Regions from separate parts of the Homo sapiens genome. Here region 2 is linked to region 1. Evidence: read pairs that join two places in POLR2A ChIA-PET (ENCODE). Cell type or tissue: GM12878. All regions are shown on one strand. Links, peaks and the distances in the headings refer to the core of each region. The heading gives the core; the rest is flanking DNA. Region 1 overlaps DGKI (diacylglycerol kinase iota). Region 2 overlaps DGKI (diacylglycerol kinase iota).

Region 1 (9,558 bases), core at 1,136-9,135:
TAAAACTTATAAACTGTCTTAGTCTGTTTTGTGCAGCTGTAACAGAATACCACAGACTGGGTAATTCTTTTGTCAAACGTCTGTTCAAGTTTTTATTTTTGACTATTTTTAATTGTTTAAAAATGTTTATTAGTAGTTGCAGGAGTTAAAAAAATCTGGATACAAATCGATTATCAGATTCATGGTTGGTAAATATGTTTTTCCAATCTGAAGCATACTTATTAATTTTCTTAATGTAATTTTTATAAGCAAAAACTTTTAATTTTTAAAAATGATATTATGTTCTATGTCCTTCTGAGAAATCTTTACTTATCTGCAAGTCATGAAGATCTTCTTCTGTTTTCTTCTAAAAATTTTATGTGTTAGCTTTCACACTTAGGTCTATGTATGATTCATCTTGAATTAATTTTTATGCTTGCTATAAGATAGAGGTTGAGGTTCATTCTTTTTTTTTCCATATGAACATCTAGCTGTTCCAGCATAATTTGTTGAAATTATTGCTTGCTTTATTGAATTTCTTTGGTGGCTTTTTCAAAAATCAATTGACTATAGACTTGTACTATTTCTGGACTCTCTATTCTGTTCTGTTAATCTATTTTTCTATCTTTATGCCAATAACACCCTGTAGGTTTAAAGTAAATTTCAAGTCATGTGGTATGAATTCTCTATCTTTTTTCTGTTTTCAAGATTAATGTATTCTGGATCCTTTACATTTCCAAATAAATTTTAGAATTAACATGTCAATTTTTATTTTCAGAAGACCTGCTGGAGTTATGATTGGGATTTCATTGACTTAGAAGATTAACCTGTATGTATAGTTTATTTTTTAGCCAGTGATTTGGGAGAGAGATTTATTTGCAGATTTTAGGGATCACTGCCTTTGTGACTTCTCTCTATTTAACATATTCCCCCTAACTTTCTGCAGTTTTGCCTTCCCCTAAGTTATCTGATACTTTGATCAAGTAAGGAAACTGAGGCTTTCTGCAACCCCAGCTATGTGCAAATTGGGAGTGCTAACAGTCAAATATTTGCAAACTTGCAAATTTCATTCATTGCAGTTTGTCTTTTAATGGGGGTCTCTGCTCCAGATTTTGCCTAACCATGTTCACTTTGTAGTGCCTTTGAGTAGTTTTTTTTTTTAATTGTCCAGATCTAAAAATTGTTATCTGTGGAACAATTGTTCTGACCTAGCTACTTTGCTATTAACAGAAGACAGAGCACCTCCTTCTTGCCTCCTCTTTCATCTCCCTGTAACACACCTGCCCATTGTCCCCTAAGTAATCTTTCAAAAAAGCAAACCCAAGCAAACCATTTTCTGGTTGAAAGCCCATCAATGACTCTTCATTGCTTTCTCTCTGCTTTCTTATCTTCCTTTTTTAGATTCCTCCTCACTTATCCTATGCACTCTCTGGCTTTATTGAACCATTTGGCATTTCCTAGACACACCCTTCCCTTAAAAGTCTCCCCTTCTTGGGCTTATATCATGATCCTGACTAAAATGCCTCTATGTTCTTTGTAGCCGGGCTAACTCCTAGTTCTTCAAAAGTCAGCTCGAAGTACCAACTCATTGGTGAAAACTTCTGGGCGTTATTGAAAGTGGGCTACTCATACTTTCATATTTTCCTAATGTTTTTGTTATGTTTTAGTATCACAAAACTCATCAACTTATATTTAATTGTTTAATCACTTATTACACTGTGAGCTGTGTACGCCTTGGTAGGGTCCATGTCTTACCTGTGATTGCCAATCGCCTAGTATTCTTGTTGAGGAAATAAGGGAAGGTGAACGGACTGAATAGCCACATGATGGTTGCATTTTAGGTGTATTTATGACGAAATTTTAGGTATCTGGTCATTCCCAAATATTTTCCCTTTGTCTTCTCACTCATGGCACTGAATATTTAAATACCAATATGCGATTAACAAGGTAAAGTTAGAACCACAGAAATGCCTCAGTTATCCAGAGGAAAGCTTTCCAGGAGCCTCAGAAAATGAACCAGATGAAGACTTAAAAATCTATGTATATAAATAGAAGAATTCTTTAAAGAGAATAAAAGACATTGATGAGTCGAAAGCAGTGACATAGTAAATAACTAAAGAGCCAATGATGCCAATATTTCATCTGTTGAGATATGACTTAAAGTTTTATGAACACAAAGGAAAAGGCTGATTCTGATTTCAAAAATTAAGCAGCTCTTGAAGCTTTAATTGGCGTGGCTACAGTATGACACAGAGGAACACTGAGGGAGCTAGACCATAGCCGTCGCTGCTGTGAGACACAGGGAGCCAGAATCCTTTCACATTTTCCTGGACATGTCAACCTTTCTTTGTTTCTTTTTTGACTGCTACATAATCATATAGGCATTGCATACTTTTTATGGAGATTCTTTCTTGGTGGAATCCCAGTTTTAATTACTGTTTCCATGTAAGTTATTGTTGGTGAGCAGACAATGCCTTTTCCACTTTTTAAAATAATGCCATAGAATTCCATATTACTACCATGCATATATACTAAAGTTTCTCCCGCCTCATCCTTTTTTTAACAGATTGGTGGGGGTCTCACTCTGTCGCCTGGGCTGAAGCTCAGTGGCATGATCATAATTCACTGCAGCCTCAAACTCCTGGGCTTAAGCAATCATCTGCTCTAGCCTCCTGGTTAGCTAGGACTACAGGCATGTGCCACCATGCCCAGCTAATTAAAAAAAATTTTTTTTTTTGGTAGAAACAGGGTCTTGCTGTGTTTCCCAGGCTGGTCTTGAACTCTTGGCCTCAAGCATTTCTTTTGCCTCAGCCTCCCAAACTGCTGGGATTATAGGCATCAGCTATCCTGCCTGGTCTTTTTAAAAGGCCTTTTCTTACAATTGATTATTATCTCATTACTCCTCCTTTTCTCATGTATTTTTCGTCTCTTCTCCAGTCCATTTTTGCTTTGAGCCTCTCCCACATACACCTGCCCCCTCAAATATCTGTCATTTATCACAAAGGCTTTCTCATACTGTCATGCTTTAAGACACTGATAATCCACTTCTTCCATTAAGTTGCCCTGTACCAATCATAGATGATCGATTGCGTGGTTATATGAAATAGATAATACAAAATGAAAAATGAACGTTTCTTCTTTAAGTACACCTTCCTCAGATACACCTCTTCCCCTACCCTCAGAGGTAACCACACTTAACCATTTTCTGTGTTGTGTAATCCTTCTATATTTTTTCTAAGCATCTATGAATAAACACACACACGTAAAGTAAGATGATGGTCAAAATGTTTAACCACTGCATGGTAATATAAAACTTAGCACTTAAAAATATGTTCTATTCTCTAGGCAGACCAAACTATATATAATTGCCTACCAGGTGATCTATGTTAGAGGTTAAATCATTCATCAAACTATTCCAATAATTTTCAAAGCATTTATTGATTTTTAATGGGTATAATCTTTTGTTTGATGCAGCTGTCGGTAGTTAAGTGATGTCCCTGTATCAACCATGATTTGAAACAGGGAAACACATCAATCTATTCCAATGATTCACTCATTGCATAATACTGCCACTTGCTTCTTTCATTTAAGAATATACTTTTAGCTGGGCGTGGTGGCTCACGCCTGTAATCTTAGCACTTTGGGAGGCCAAGGCAGGTGGATCACCTAAGGTCAGGAGTTTGAGACCAGCCTGACCAACATGGAGAAACCCCATCCCTACTAAAAATACAAAATTAGCTAAGCATGGTGGCACATGCTTATAATCCCAGCTACTCGGGAGGCTGAAGCAGGAGAATCGCTTGAACCCAGGAGGCGGAGGTTGCAGTGAGCCGAGATCACACCATTGCACTCCAGCCTGGGCAAAAAGGGCGAAAAACTCTGCCAAAAAAAGAAAAAAAAAAGAATATACTTTTGACATCTTTCCCTGTGAGACTATAATAAATCTACTTTATTGTATCTAATGATAGGATAGTATCCCATAATATGGATATAAGTTTATCTATCGAGTTCCCTACTGTTTAAATGTTTCCAGTGTTTTGCTATTACACGTAATGTTGCTAAAACATTCTCTTACATCTTTGTCTGCTTCGGTGCATACTTTTGTAAGATAGACTTATAGACGAGGAATTGTTGGTTCAAAGTAGATGTGCCAATCAAGAATTTGCCCACTTATAAGTAACTACACACATCTTGTGTGCACATGCACCGACATACATATTATCACCTGAAAATATAAACCCAGATGCAAACACAGGTGAGCACTAAATTAATTCTAAAATTCATTTGAGGATTTGGCACCATGAAGTTGCATAGCCACATACCCTCAGGTAGACAAGACAGGGGAATGGCAGAGGTACCTTGGTAGAAAGTGAAGGAGAAGAAGAAAGGTTGGTGGTCCAGAGAAGTCAGTATTTCCTTGCCTGGAATGAGTGCCTGCCTATCGAATTTTGATAAAACTTCTTGATTGTCATCCTTGTTTCATTACGGTCCTCCCAGGAATATTTTGCTTTTTTCTAAGCTTTAAAGATCATAGCTTCGTGACTTAATCTTTGGACTGGATTTCCCCACTTATATGAGAAGAACTAATAATGCCACATGGAGCACACCTTTTCAGGACTCAAGGAGTCTAAAAAAAAGAAAAGAAAAATGAGTCAGAACTTCTGCCTGTGAGTCTGAGTCAGCTTAGTGTGTTAAAAAAAATAATAATAAAAAAAGAAAAGAAAAAAAAAACCGTGTGAGGAGACCTGCCTGGAAAAACTGCTGAATGGAAAGACTTGAGAACAGCTTATAGATATTGACGGCAGATGAAGAATTTTCATGTCTTTTCAGAAATGGTTAGCAGCCACTCATAACAGTCCTGTGACGTCACAGAAATCTTGACTCCTGCTTGTCTTTCTCGTTCTCCTTTAAGCCCTTCCCTCCTCCTTTTCATATAGGACCTTAACACAAGAGGGTCAGGAAGAGAAGAGAAGGGTTGCTCACAGGAGGAAAGAAGGCAAGGGGTAGCTGTTACTTTACCTGGTGGGCCATGTGTCGCTACAAATCAGGTGGTCTCTTTGGAGGAGATGCCACTTGGTAAGGGAGGCTTCCTGAGCACTCGAATACTACTAGCAACTCAGAATGTGGGACCGCTGGAAGGAAAAACACCCCTGGATGGGGCGAAGGTTGAGTTCAATTTTATTTTTTACTCTGTGTGTGTGTAGGGGGAGGGTAATGGGAAATGTGTGTTTTGCAGACACATTAACATAAGGAGAATAGCGGATGCGACTTTATTATCCTCATTCACGTAAAGGTGGACATTTAAATTTTTTTTTACAGTAGGGAAAAAGAACCTTCTGAGTTGATTTGGTATAGTGGAAATTGCATGGAAATGTTTAGCTTCCTCTGTTTTCACAAACATGTAACCTTCTAAGAAAATCTCTCTTTGACCTATTTCAAAGTTTGATTTTTTTTTTTAAAACAGTTGGGAAAATAGGAGCTAACATGAATTGCCCCTTTTCCAACAGTGAAAATGTTTGTAATGTACCTTTTCATGTTGCTCTAATTATGACCATAACTTCTTTTTTATTCAATCCTGAATCTGTTATATTTTAAAATTATATAAAATTATAAAACACTGGCCAAAATTAGTCACCCAGGAAATAGTATAAGGGACCCAGTTAAGAAAGTAAGTGTAAGTGACTGAAAAAGTTTGGTGCCTTCTCATTGAGGCAGACTTGCTTATTTGTTTGTTAACCTCAGAAGTATTACCATACATACTGTCTATGGATTTAGATACATGATTTTTCTCACCTTCTAGACATCCACCTTGTTGTGATAGAAGGAGCATGGATTTAGAGTCAGGCAGCCTTGGATCTGAATCACTTTACTACTTCTGTGGCCCTTAGCAGGCTATATAGCTTCTGTGAGCCTCAGTTTCCTCATCCATAAAATGAAAATAATGTCTACAGGTTAGTATTGTAACAAGGGATCACTCAGATTAACTTTGGAAAAGCTTTCTGCTATTAAGCATTTGGAAAACATGAGTTTCTATTTTTTTTTTGTATTTTGGTTATCATTATTGGCTTGGTTTTCTTTCTAGGCCTTGGATTCTCCTTCACTTTATGTAGAATATGATCTTCTTGTAGTAGATAGATGTGAGTCCTGCCAACAGAATTTTTCTGAATTGGCTTCTTGTCTTTTCTTTACCAATAGCTGCCTATTCAGTTCAGCTGCCTGATCAACATCTTGTCTCTCAATTCCTGTGTGCCCTCACAGATCTATTAAAGCATCCTGAGAAGAGGGTCCCTCAGAGTCACCAGGTTTCAGGGCTCCAGCTTTTCCTGGGGATCAGAATACCCCTTCAGAGGCCAACACTCTAAGGCAGTAATGTGTTTCTCTGGCCAAACGCCTGATAGTATCTTCTTGGCAAGTTCATTATTTATTCCCCTTTACTGGTGTGAGGGTTTTCCCAAAGTGTCATGTCTTTGCAGAGTTTTTCCTACCCTTCCGTGCTATACGTGTGGTACCATTTTATGCATTTGTTTTTGCTAATATGAAATAAATCCCATTATAAATAATTCCAAGGGATTTTGCAGATGATTGTACTGTTCAGAATAAGAGGAGTGTTCCGTGAATCATGGAGCTGCTTTGGTACACAGTTTGTAGAAGTAAAATGTGGTATAATGTAATTGACCCATGGGTCCCTTCTTGTACAGAGTGTCACTTGCTGAGAAGTAAGCAAAAAAGGGAGTGCATTCCTGCATCTGGCAATTCACCCCCATCCTGCAAGAGTAACTCATAGAGCAGCAGCTTATTCCATTGTGACACTGACTCACCCTTCCTCTCTCCACCCCCATTGTCTAGTGCTGATGTGTTCTGTCCCCACTAATTCTAGGGTCACACTGACTTATGCCTTCATCATCCTAAGTGGAGAAGAAAGCTTGTCTGTGTTGATGAAAGTATGAAAATAGAAATGCCATAACTTTTAATGCAAACAATATATGTTTGTTGAATGTATGAATACAACAACTTGGAATAACTGCTGACAGTGTTTCCAAATATTTTGGGTCTATTTAAGTAAAGAGACATGAATAATTTGAAACTGGCATTCTTTTTCTTCTTCTTTTTTTTTGAATTAGCAATACATGTGATGAAACCTTAAAAACAAATTCTCATAGTTACGAATGGTTGCCTTTAGTGAGCAGGATGGGGAACAGATCTGGGGGCTTAGGTCATTCATTATAAACCATTCTGCAAGCTTTCTTTTTTCTAACCAGATGTGTGTATTACTTTAATGTTTTTTTGATACCTCCCTTAAGTAGGCCCAGTCCAGTTTAAGTGCAATCTCTTGAGTGCCTTGTGTCAGACACTGTGCCGGTCACCCAGGGCTCCAGGGTGAATCACGAATAGCTCTCACATGTGAATTCACAGTCTAGTTGGGGAGACAGAACAGACCAAAAGCAGATAATATTTAAATAACATGATGCTGGCTAAGAGAGAGGTAGCCATGGAGTTAAGTATCTTCCTCTCCATTTTATTCAGCCTTTTGTTTTAAAATTCTACCTTTATGATGTATTTCAACAGAGTTCTGTGTCATGATTTTGGATTTAGTGGAAAAAGAACAGAGGAGATTTTCTTGTTACCTTAATTTTCCCAACATGGAAGATTTGGGAATGAAGAAGGACACTGCAAAGAGTGAGGCCTAAAATGGAAACCAGTCATGATTTTTATTTTGCTACTTTCTTTACGGACACGAATGCACACAGTGTAGAGCAGCCTTAACTCTGAATTGGAACAAGGTCGTGTAAGTGCCAGGACGTTATTTCCAGAAGCCCACAGCTGCTGATTCCTACACCCAGTGATTTCCACTGCCTTTTCATGATTCTGGAATTCCCAAGAACAGTGTCATCTTATTAGAAGGTATTTCCCAGTTCGAGTTGGAGACAAACCAACCTTCCCTCACAGGCTGAGTCCTTCTGGTTTCACTGCCAAAGCTTCCAGACTCACCCAGGGTCTGTTAGACATATTTGAATGAATCTGTCAGATTGTTCAGTCGTTAATGAGGTCACACTTTCCATGAAGACCATAGTGGCGTCATTTTGTGTACCAACAATTGTATCAAGTCATGATGATTTTTTAAATATCATTGAAATAATCATTAAAATATTATTGAGATAAAGATGCATGTTTATTGGTATCTATTTATTCCTTTCTCTTGTTTAAGAGAGAATTTACTTAGATGTGTACAAAACTGCTTTCTGGCATACTTAATTTTATGGGTTTCTGATTTCCACATCACTGAAAGTATCTGGAATACCTATGATGCAATGTGAATCTTGTTTCCACTAACTAGTAAGTAAATGCTTTGTTCGAGATTTAAGAAAGTTGGCCTGGCACGGTGGCTCACACCTGTAGTCCCAGCACTTTGGGAGGCTGAAGCGGGTGGATCACCTGAGGTCCGGAGTTTGAGACCAGCCTGGCCAACATGGCGAAACCCCATCTCTACTAAAAATACAAAAATTAGCTGGGCATGGTGGCACGCACCTGTGATCCTAGCTACTCAGGAGGCTGAGGCAGGAGAATCGCTTGAACCCGGGAGGTGGAGGTTGCAGTGAACTGAGATTGCACCACTGCACTCCAGCTTAAGTGACAGAGGTGAGATGCCATCTCAAAAAAAATAAATAAAAATAAATAAAGAATGAATATAATTGCAAAGATAAAACGTAAACCCAGATTGGGAATAAGAAGCAGAATTATACCAAAATGGAAGCTGACGATTACACAGATTCACTCCTTATTTACTCATTCAAAGCTTGCCTCACATACCATAGGTAAAGTGGGTAACTCTTTCTGATTTTTTTGGTTCACTTCAAGACTATATGATCTTGAAATTTTAAATAAATAAGCTAAAAAGGCCCTAAAATATTTTATTAAAACCCACTGAGGGCCGGGCGCGGTGGCTCACGCCTGTAATCCCAGCACTTTGGGAGGCCGAGGCGGGCGGATCACGAGGTCAGGAGATCGAGACCATCCCGGCTAAAACGGTGAAACCCCGTCTCTACTAAAAATACAAAAAATTAGCCGGGCGTAGTGGCGGGCGCCTGTAGTCCCAGCTACTTGGGAGGCTGAGGCAGGAGAATGGCGTGAACCCGGGAGGCGGAGCTTGCAGTGAGCCGAGATCCCGCCACTGCACTCCAGCCTGGGCGACAGAGCGAGACTCCGTCTCAAAAAAAAAAAAAAAAACCCACTGAGTATAATTTATTGATTTTTATAAAACTAATTCTTTTTTTTTCTGTTTTACTTATAAGTTTTGGGATATGTGTGTAGAATGCGTAGGTTTGTTACATAGGTATACATGTGCCATGGTGGTTTGCTGCACCTATCAACCCGTCATCTAGGTTTTAAGCCCCTCATGCATTAGGTATTTGTCCTAATGCTCTCCCTCCCCTGCCTCCCACCCCCAGACAGGCCCTGATGTGTGTTGTTCCCCTCCCTGTGTCCATGTGTTCTCATTGTTTCACTCCCGCTTATGAGAGAGAACATGCAGTGTTTGGTTTTCTGTTCCTGTGTTAGTTTGCTGAGAATGATGGCTTCCAG
Region 2 (9,558 bases), core at 476-8,475, 100 kb after region 1:
GGGATCCACCCGCCTCGGCCTCCCAAATTGCTGGGATTACAGGCATGAGCTACCACACCTGGCTGGGAGTCTGTGATTTTAACGAGCACCTCAAATAATTCTGATGCAGATGGGTCGCAAACCTAACTTTGAGAAATACCGTATGATAAGAAAGAACTTTGTCAGCCTGAGCTTCCCAGCAAGCGAACAAGGTGCCTGGAGAGATTGACTGGTGGGATGTGTGTTTGTGGATAACGTGGGTGGCCATGTTTCAAGGATGCTGTAGTTGGGGACTCTCAGCTGCTTTGGGCAAGAGGTCACAGAGATCTCCAGGCGAGTCTTTAGTTTAAATGCTCTGTTTGCAGTTTTCTTAGAACAACAGTCTTTTTTGGGAAAAAAGTATGCATAAGCAGATCATGTATTTATATTCTAATTTCTTTTAATGAACCACCTTTGAAGAAAGCCTACCTGTTGGGGCTGGGACTAAATTACCATAACCAGGTACTACCTGCAGGCTCCTAAACAAAGTACAGGCAGAGTGCTCAGGGGAGGAGTGAATCCATCATCTACGATGTGCCTTTCACTCCTTCCCTATTTTAGCAAAGCAAATGTCACAAGTAGAAGTTAAGAGAAGGAAGAAGTCAGTGTGGGTTGAAGCAGACAGAGGCAGCTTCATGGAAATGGGGTTCGAGCTCAGTTTTGAAAGATGGGTAAGATTTACATAAGTGATTTTGAAGAAGGAGAACATTTCGGGCAGGGAAGAGGAACATGAGCAGACTCAGAGGTGGGGCAAGCTCTGTACAAACGAGGTGGCAATCATGAGCCGTGCATGAGCATGTGTCAGAGAAAAATGGAAGTAAGAATGGAGTTAGGTTTTTTGAAACAAAACTTGGAGTGCATATTGTAAATACTGGTGGGCTTAGGAAGCATGACTATAGAATACATTGTCTAAACCAAGACACTTTTGAGGGTGAAAGTGGCTGCTGTTAATAATGATGCCGTAACATTAGGGATAAACCAGAACTGCATCACCCTAGCTTATGGGACATTAGGGCATCTATGTAAAACTAAAACTGTCCTGCAAAGCCGGGACCTCCTGCTGCCATGTGGATTGATATTTGGGGACTGATATTGGAGGGTACTGAAAGCCAGGCAATGACTTCCAAAACCCTAGAACAGCTGTAGGAGAGTTTGTTCCCAAGCTTCAGGGCTAAAACTAAACCACGTGACCTTTTCCTGTTCTACAGCTCTCTGGTGGCAACATTTAATACTGTAGAATACCTGTGAGCAGATACGTAATGGAATTAAATTTGTTCCCAAATTGGCAACAGTTCCCAAATTAGCAACTGTTTCTTTTTCTGGTCTAGATAAAATATAAAAGGATGCAAAAGTAATGAAATTGAAGTAGAAAGATCACTGTTTCCCAACCTGATTATGGGCACTGGAAACCTGAAATAAAATTCCAGCCAGAATCACTGTCGTTTGGTGACATTTATTTTTATGTACATTTATTCATTTATTCATTCATTTATTCTGTCAGTGTTTGTGAGCTGGGTTGAGTACCCAGTGCCTCACCGTTTAGCGGGCACAGCCAGATAGAAACTGTTCTCATGCTCTGGGGCTAGGCTATACAAACATGTTTAGCCAAATATTTGTACCTAAAGGAGCTCACCCCTCCAGTAGTAATCCCTGGAGTCCATACCATCGTGCACCTACTCAGACTTGAAAGAAACTTGCCTACATTGATATGCAAATTATACACCCACCGTGGTCACACAGACCTGAATAGGCACAGATGGGTAGCATGGGTGGTCAGAAGGAAATAGACTTTGTGTGGACTGACCTGGGTTTGAAAACCTGCTGTTCCATTTATGTACTGAGTAAAGTTGGGACATATCACTTTGCCTTTTTTTGCCTCAGTTTCCTGATTTAAAGTATTGCTACTGAGATAGACCACAGCGATTCTTATTTCTGGATGAGCATTATAGTCAATTATGCCATTTTACCTTTTAATCTTACCTTTGAAGTGTTGGTTCCCATTCTGGATGTACCACATCAGGATCTCTAGGGAGTGGGACTCAGCCTGATGTCAAAAACAAACAACCAGATCTACAGATGATTCTCTTCACTGTCAGGGTAGAGAGACAGTGATCCACTTCAGAAACAGAGTGTCAGGACCAAAAACCGTGGCCTGGTTCTCACACCTGGTGTGTAGTGGCTGTGATGGGCTAAATAGTGTACTCCAAAAGATATGTCGAAGTCCTGACGCCTCAGGACTTCAGTACCTCAGAATGTAACTTGATTTGGACATAGGGTTGTTGCAGATGTAATTAATTAGGATGAGTTCATCTGGAGTAGAGTGGGCCCTAATCCAGCATGACATGTGCCGTTATAAGAGAAGACACACGCTGGGCGCGGTGGCTCATGCCTGTAATCCCAGCACTTTGGGAGGCCGAGGCAGGTGGATCACCTGAGGTCGGGAGTTCAAGACCAGCCTGACTAACATGGAGAAACCCCATCTCTACTAAAAATAGAAAATTAGCCGGGGTAGTGATGCATGCCTGCAATCCCGGCGGCATTACAGGAGGCTGAGGCAGGAGAATCGCTTGAACCCAGGAGGCGGAGGTTGCGGTAAGCCGAGATCGTGCCATTGCACTCCAGCCTGGGCAAAAAGAGCGAAACTCCCTCTCAAAAAAAAAAAAAAAAAAAAAAAAAAAAAAAGACACACAGAGACACACACACAGAGAAGAAGGCCATGTGGTGATGGGGGCAGGAATTAGAGTGAGGCAGCTGCAAGCCAAGGCCCTCCGAGGATCGTGGCTCTCCTCAGAAGCTAAGAGACAGGCATGAAATTCATTCTCCCTCCAAGCCTTCAAAAGGGTGTTCAACCTTGTTGAAACCTTGATTTCAGACTTCTAGCCTCTAGGAGTGTGAGAGAATACATTTCTGTTGTTTTAAGCTACCCAGTTTGGGTTCCCCACAGAACACCCATTGCCATTGAGTGGGATCTTAGTATTCAGTGGAAAAGTGTTTGAGAAATGCTCACACAATGTTTGCAGTTTTCCTAGGACTCATACTCATCATCTCTGATCCATAACAACAACCTTTTGGGGTGGTCATATCGGGCTGTTCACTTCTACCTAAAGATAAAGAAGAGTCAGAGAGGCTTACTCACTATCCAGAGCTTTATGGCTTCTTTGCTTTCTTAGGGCAGTGCTAGGAACCTAATATAGTAGCCATTCTATAAGTCGAGTTACCTTATCTAGCCATGCAGATACCGCAGTTACATAGGCTCACTGACACGTATGCACACAGGTGCGTCTACAGCAGGCTTGAGTGTTTAGGTTGAGTGGTATGTGGTTGAGGTGTAAGTGAGCAGACAGGCAGGTTGGTGTCAGAAGCTGGGAGCTGCAGGGAACAGAGTAGGTAGATGGTGAGGTGAGTGAGCGTGTATGTTGTGTAAGAGGAAAAATGGAACTGTCAGACTTCAGGATGCTGTTACCAGATATATCTTCTCTATTTTTAAATGTGAGCATGCCACCCTCTTTTTGTGGACCAGCTAATAGGTACTGCTTTGCTTTTGTTATTGTTTTGTTCTTGTATTTTGCTTTAGTCTTTTCCTCGTAGATAATGTTTGGTGAAAATGGCTTAACCCTACCTGTGACACCCTGCCTTAATTCTAAGTTTTCTTCTAATGTTGCTTGCAATTTGCCAAATACAGTTTTACTGAGAAAGTGAATGAATTGAGTTAGAGAGGCCATGTGATATGAGAGTTGGAGGATTGGAGGGCAAGAGCTTCACAGATCCAGAGACAAAAAGATCTAGATAAAAATGCAAGTTCTGCTCTGCCTTTCTGAGCCTCAGTTTCCTCTGTAAAATAGTGGTGATTAAATCTACCTCTCAGAATCAGTAGAGGGATAAAATCAGTTAACAAATGTTTGTATTCATTTTCCTCCTCTTCTGTACCTACTATGGTTCAATGTCATGGAGCTGAACAAGCTAATTAGCAGATTTGGTTGGACTTTGGCTTAACAAGGCCTTATATTTGGGATGATTCCAACACTAAGACTCTTATGGCTTCACCTGTCATTTTGCTGCTGTGTGTAGCATCCATATTCTTACCAAGTCATGACTGCGGACAACTGAGTGGGACAAATCAAAGTAACCCATTCTGTGATCTCATCTCACAAGCTGTGTCTTCTTATTGGTGAATCAGAAGCCTCATCATTGTCTGTAACGGGGTATCACAATATTTGCTCACAGGAATGCTGGTCATGTCCTTAGATTCTTGGAAGAAACTTTCAAGAAGAGTACAAGGGTCATAGCTTTCTGCCCTATTTGAAGGAAACTTTCAGCTTTCTGCTGTTTAAAAATGAAAATGATTTTGAGCCCAGTTACACCTTGTCTGTTTCATCTCAGGAAGAATGAGCACCAGGCAGCAGCTTGTGAAAATGCTGGTTCCCATGCATCTGTGTGTGTGGGTGAGAAGATGAGGCAATCAGAGCCCGACATGCATTACTGGGGACTTTCTGGCCATCTGCGTATTCAGGTCTAGCTGGTGTGTAACATGGAGCACCAGCATTGGACTTAGAATGCACCAAGATCTGCCTGCATGTTGCTCCTGCTCTGTCAGCCTCAAATGCCAGTTGTCTGGCACAGCAGACTCATGATCTGCACCCCAGATGGCAGTTTGGCTGAGCTGGGTGCAGGCTGTCAGAGGGAACCACGTGTGTGGCAATAAAGCCCAGGAGGCAAAGCCCGCTCTCTGAGTTGTTTGGGTGCCAGCCATTCTCTGCCAGGGGCCTTTTTCACCATTAGGATATTGAGGATCTAATGAATCAAGATGACTCATGGAAAGTGTGGCCATCAACAAAAATAAGAAAAGAATTTTCACAGACACACTGTCTGCTACTGAGTTCCTAGTCAGTGGATATGAGAGAGGGAGAGAGTGGGGTGCTCTCAGTGGCAGAAGTAATGTCACCCTTTAGGTGTCTGGCCTGATAGCTCAGCATTTCCATGAGATCGTTCACGTGCACACTTAGTGTCTGGCACATGGTAGACCCTCAGGACATGTTAGCCATTGTTACTATGACAACTGTCATGGGGATCGTTATAATTTGGTACCAAGTGCTGTCTGTATATTAAAGGAGAATCTAGTGCTGATACTGCTCACTTCATGTAATGGGGATAGTGATAGTATATGTAGGCTATGAAGCCAAGGGATCTTTAGGATTCTGTCACTTCTAGGTGACCCTGGATCAATAGTACCATTGTCTATTTGCACAGCCCATTTTCTTTTGACCCAAAATTGTGTTCTGGAGAACACTAAACTCAAAAGAAAACAATATACGGCATTATACATTAAAAGGAGCTCATGACCATAAATTTTGAAAACACTGAATGACTTTAATATGCAAATAGGTCCTGTGAAGCTCAACGAAGCATATAAGGTATGCAGGATTTCCTACTTTTTTTTTGAGTGGATGGGAGGATTGTGGAACCCATAATTTCCCCACAGAACACCCATTGCCATTTTGTAGGATCTTAGGAGTCAGTGGAAAAGTATTTGAGAAATGCTCACACAATGCTTTGCAGTTTTCCTAGGACTCATACTCGTCTCTGATCCATAACAACAACATTTTGAAGTAGTCACATTGGGTTGGGTTGTTCACTTCTACCTAAAGATAAAGGAAAAAAAGAGTCACAGAGGCTTACTCACTCTCTAGAGCTTTATGACTTTTTTCTATCTTTGTGCAGTTCTTTTGCCTTTATACTAAACTTTCATTAAGCCAAAATGCATGTGTCTTATTTTATTCTTAGAGTTTGAACCTCTGAGAATAATTGTCATCTTTTCTGTCATGACAATTTTAGATTGAGGCTGCATTTGCGTGTTTGTGTAAGGGTGTGTGTTTCTGTGAAGCAGTTCTGTTGTTATTGGATATTGTATGGTCCTGTTACCTAGTAATAAAAATAATTTGCATCTGATTTAGCATAAGGCTTACATGTTACCTAGGCAATGCCCAGGTGTACAGAAATGGTTTCTCTTCTTGCAATGTTTTCCAGGGGCAGGGACCCACAGTACTGGGGTTTAACCAGTATTCCTGTTGCTTAGAGGCACTCAATCTTGATGGAAGCATTATTTGCATTATCGGTTACTCCAAAACCACTACTGGCCCCCAAAGTTGGTATTGTCTCTGTTTGTTAGGAGCTTGTTGTTGTTGTTCCCTGCCACATTGATGAGGTGGATACATATTCAGAAGGTGATGCTTTAAAAACACGAGGAAATGGAAAATCCTGCATTGATGCCTTCATTTAAGGGGGTGCAGGTAATGTGTTGATGAAGCGTGTGAGCTTTGGAATCAGATGACCTGGTTTTGAATCCTGATTTCCAGGCTTTGAGTTGTGTGACACTGGTCCTTGTTTTAACCTCGTTAAGCCTAAGTTTTACATCTGGAAAATGGGATTATACTGCTTCTTGTGGTTGTTGTGAAAATTAAAAGAGTTAATGCATATATAACAGCAGGCTGGCAAATCACAGGCACTCAATAAATATTGACCACTATAATCATTCCTCCTTGAATGAAAGTGGTTCCAAGAAACAGAGCCAAAAGAGACAACTCAGAGTACTAGGTTTGGAGAGTCTTAGCATCACCTACTACCTCTGTTTCCTCGAGGAAAGTTAAGGACTGAGCTTGTGAGGTGAAACAACTAGCCTAGCTGACAGTCAGGCTCTCCCTCCCCTCTTGCTCCTTCACCATTCTGTCAACCTTTTACAGCACACACCACTTACTAGCTATCATACTTTTAAAAATTGCTCGCTTATTTATCTGTCTCCAACACTACAGCATAAGCTCCATTTAGCTCAGGAACTCTGCCCTTGTTGTCCTCTCCTGTATTCCCCACACTGAGGATAAGTGATTGAACTGAATAGTTACCCTGTGTTACTTAACATTGAATGAATGAATGAGTTCAATGAGGTGCTTGTTGAGAGAGAGACACATACACACACAGACACCTGTCACCAGATCAACCCTGCCATTTAAGTATTGTTATATTTATAATCCAGGACGTCTGAATTCCTGCCTCCTTTTTAAGACTCTTTAGAGGGAGATTTAACACATGCAGGTAGCTGACTTGTGTAAGGTTTTATGCCCTGTTTAGCCAGTGCCATGCCTTTTGCAGTGCATTTTATTTCATTCTCGTGGAGAACAGAGACTGCTTTTTGCCATCTTGGCACAGGGGGTCATGTGTGGTTGTCATTAGTCAGTTCCCCTAGGGATCTCATGAGAACAGATCATATGAAGCAATCACGTTAAATATCATATTTCTTATCTATCCTCATCAGTCTTGGTCCCCCAGGTTACCACTAGCAAAGAAAAGAGGAAAACAGTAAGCTGTAACACATAGAGATGGCTTTGGGTTAGAAAGACTTCCACTCTTAGCTAGTCTTTCTTGGGCAAGTTGCACAGTCTCATAGGGTCTCAGTTCCCTTAGCTGGGTAAGTCGTACCTACTTGGCATGGCAGAAGTGAGCTCTGTTTACAGTGTGGGTAATGTGTATATTACACAGCTAGCCTCCTGGCAAATCTCTGTGGGTATGATGTCCTCATTAAAAAATGAAATGGGCGGGTGTGTATGTGTCAGTGAAAACATTACCAACTGGAGGTACAGTGTTGAGTAAACAATGACTGAGATGTCTGTGGGTCTTCCTGGACTAGATTGGCTGGAAGACTGCCTTAATTATGTCACCAAATAGCTTGGAATGTGAAAAATGGCAGTGAAAGGATAACTAACTTACCACAGCTTGATATCGCTTCTTAACTAGAAATACAGTATTCCATATCAAAGCAAATATCTCTAAATTTTTGGTTAGAAATATTAAGCTGTGAACTTTAAGAAAATAATTCTATTTCCACAAAGTAAACTGATAATGGAAACATGTCAGGATTCATAATACAAGTAAGATGGTGTTTATGGTACTGTCACACCAGCAAGGACTGAAAAAGGCAAAGTGTTTGGGATTTCCTAGTTTATACTAAGGCTCAAATCTCTGCTGTACCCGTGATATGCTACCTCAGAACTAGAGAAAGCCACCAAGACATAGAAACACCATTTTCTATTAACTTGTTTTGTTATGACTTCTGTAATATGTCTAGCCCATCTTCACTCAAGTCTGTCTGCTTGAAATTTGTGAATGCACATGGGTGTGTATGTGTGTAGGGCTCTAATGGTATGAATTTCTACTTATTAGTGTCTGTGTACCTGTAATTATATTTATATCCATATTTGCGTGCATATCAATCCTTCAATTACTCTACTATAAGACACCTGGCAACTTTGACCTGCTGGCACAAATAATAACCTTGAAGAGCGTGTAAAAATATGACAAGGAACAGCCACAAAACCACCTGTAAAGAGCCAAAATCAGGAAGATTGCATCTGATGAGTTGAAACTAGTGACCGGCTGTGGTTGTATACTGACTTCTAAGCTGAGAAGCATAGAAAAACAAATGGGGAAAAAGAAATAAGAGAAAAGAGAAGCAGGCAAATTTTAAAGAAGCAGAAACAAGAAACAAGGGCAACAAAGTACAGAGAACTTCAATAATAAGAATGATGAAATATGAAGTGTCCTTGGGTAAAATGAGAGCCAGGGTGGGAAACAGAATTATGGATTTTTAAGGATTTCTTCAAGTTCATTAGGCTGGAACCCTTTTTAATGTATCATGAGCATGAGGGAAGAGGCAGAAGGAATACCTGAGCTGCCCAGTAATCTAGATGGAGGGGCACAGTGAGTATCATTCCCCATGACTCTCCGCCTGGCAACTCTGAGGGCATCAGTTTGTTAGTATCATTTGATTAGACTTGTGCAAACCCATTCAAACTTATCAGGCCCTTCGCCATGCTTGTTATAAAGACTGGCTGCAATATTTGTTTTATATCTCAATAACTGTGCCTGAATTGTAAGAAGATTTCCAAAAGATGGTGGCAGTACGCGATAGTCACCCAAATGAATTCCAAGGTGTAGACTTCTCCTAAGATTCACGTCGTAGCTTTCTGTTTTTTTGTTTGTTTGTGTGTTTGTTTTAGAGACAGAATTCTGCCATGTCACCCAGGTTGGAATGTGGCGATGTGATCCTGGCTCACTGCAGCCTCAAACTCCTGGGCTTAAGTGATCCTACTGCCTCAGCCTCCTGAGTATCAGGGACCACAGGCTTGCTGTAGATTTCTGTTGAAGCCTATCAGAGAAACTTTGTGCCTATCACTTTCTTCTCATTAAAAAGAAGTATTAAATCCACTAACATAAGTCACATTTAACCATTTAAGAGTGTGATTTGGTACAAATTTTAGTTTAAGGGTAAACTGTTGAGATACAGACATGTACCTTTTTCCTCCCTTAAAAAGAATCCTGTACTGTTCTGACTGTAGTTTTTACCAAACTTAATCCAGTGCTCAAAACACGATGGATGTATCATTCTTTGTAACCAGTCATGAACGTTAGCTTTGAATTAACGCAATCCTAGCAATTTGGTTCTTACCAAATTGTTTCTCCTATGAGCCCCGATTGGCTGCTTCTCAGGAA

What was found. Peaks named below come from ENCODE experiments on the same cell type or tissue, not always from the same donor. Only the 100,000 strongest peaks of a DNase experiment are listed, where the experiment ranks them.
Region 2: POLR2A ChIA-PET joins it to region 1 with 27 read pairs; 3 of 35 experiments call an interaction of 5 or more read pairs at or near these places.

Annotation. Positions count from the first base shown.
Region 1 is chr7:137,770,181-137,779,738 of GRCh38, reverse strand. The region is part of intron 1 of DGKI (diacylglycerol kinase iota); the gene reads left to right. Among named protein-coding and RNA genes, the nearest start is that of DGKI, 72 kb to the left of the region's middle. In GM12878, for the core only: no CTCF peak of the experiment used is centred there; no DNase peak of the experiment used is centred there.
Region 2 is chr7:137,665,909-137,675,466 of GRCh38, reverse strand. The region is part of intron 3 of DGKI (diacylglycerol kinase iota); the gene reads left to right. Among named protein-coding and RNA genes, the nearest start is that of DGKI, 180 kb to the left of the region's middle. RefSeq lists enhancers at 4,351-4,400, 4,461-4,510, 4,531-4,580. In GM12878, for the core only: no CTCF peak of the experiment used is centred there; a DNase peak (open chromatin) is centred at 4,446.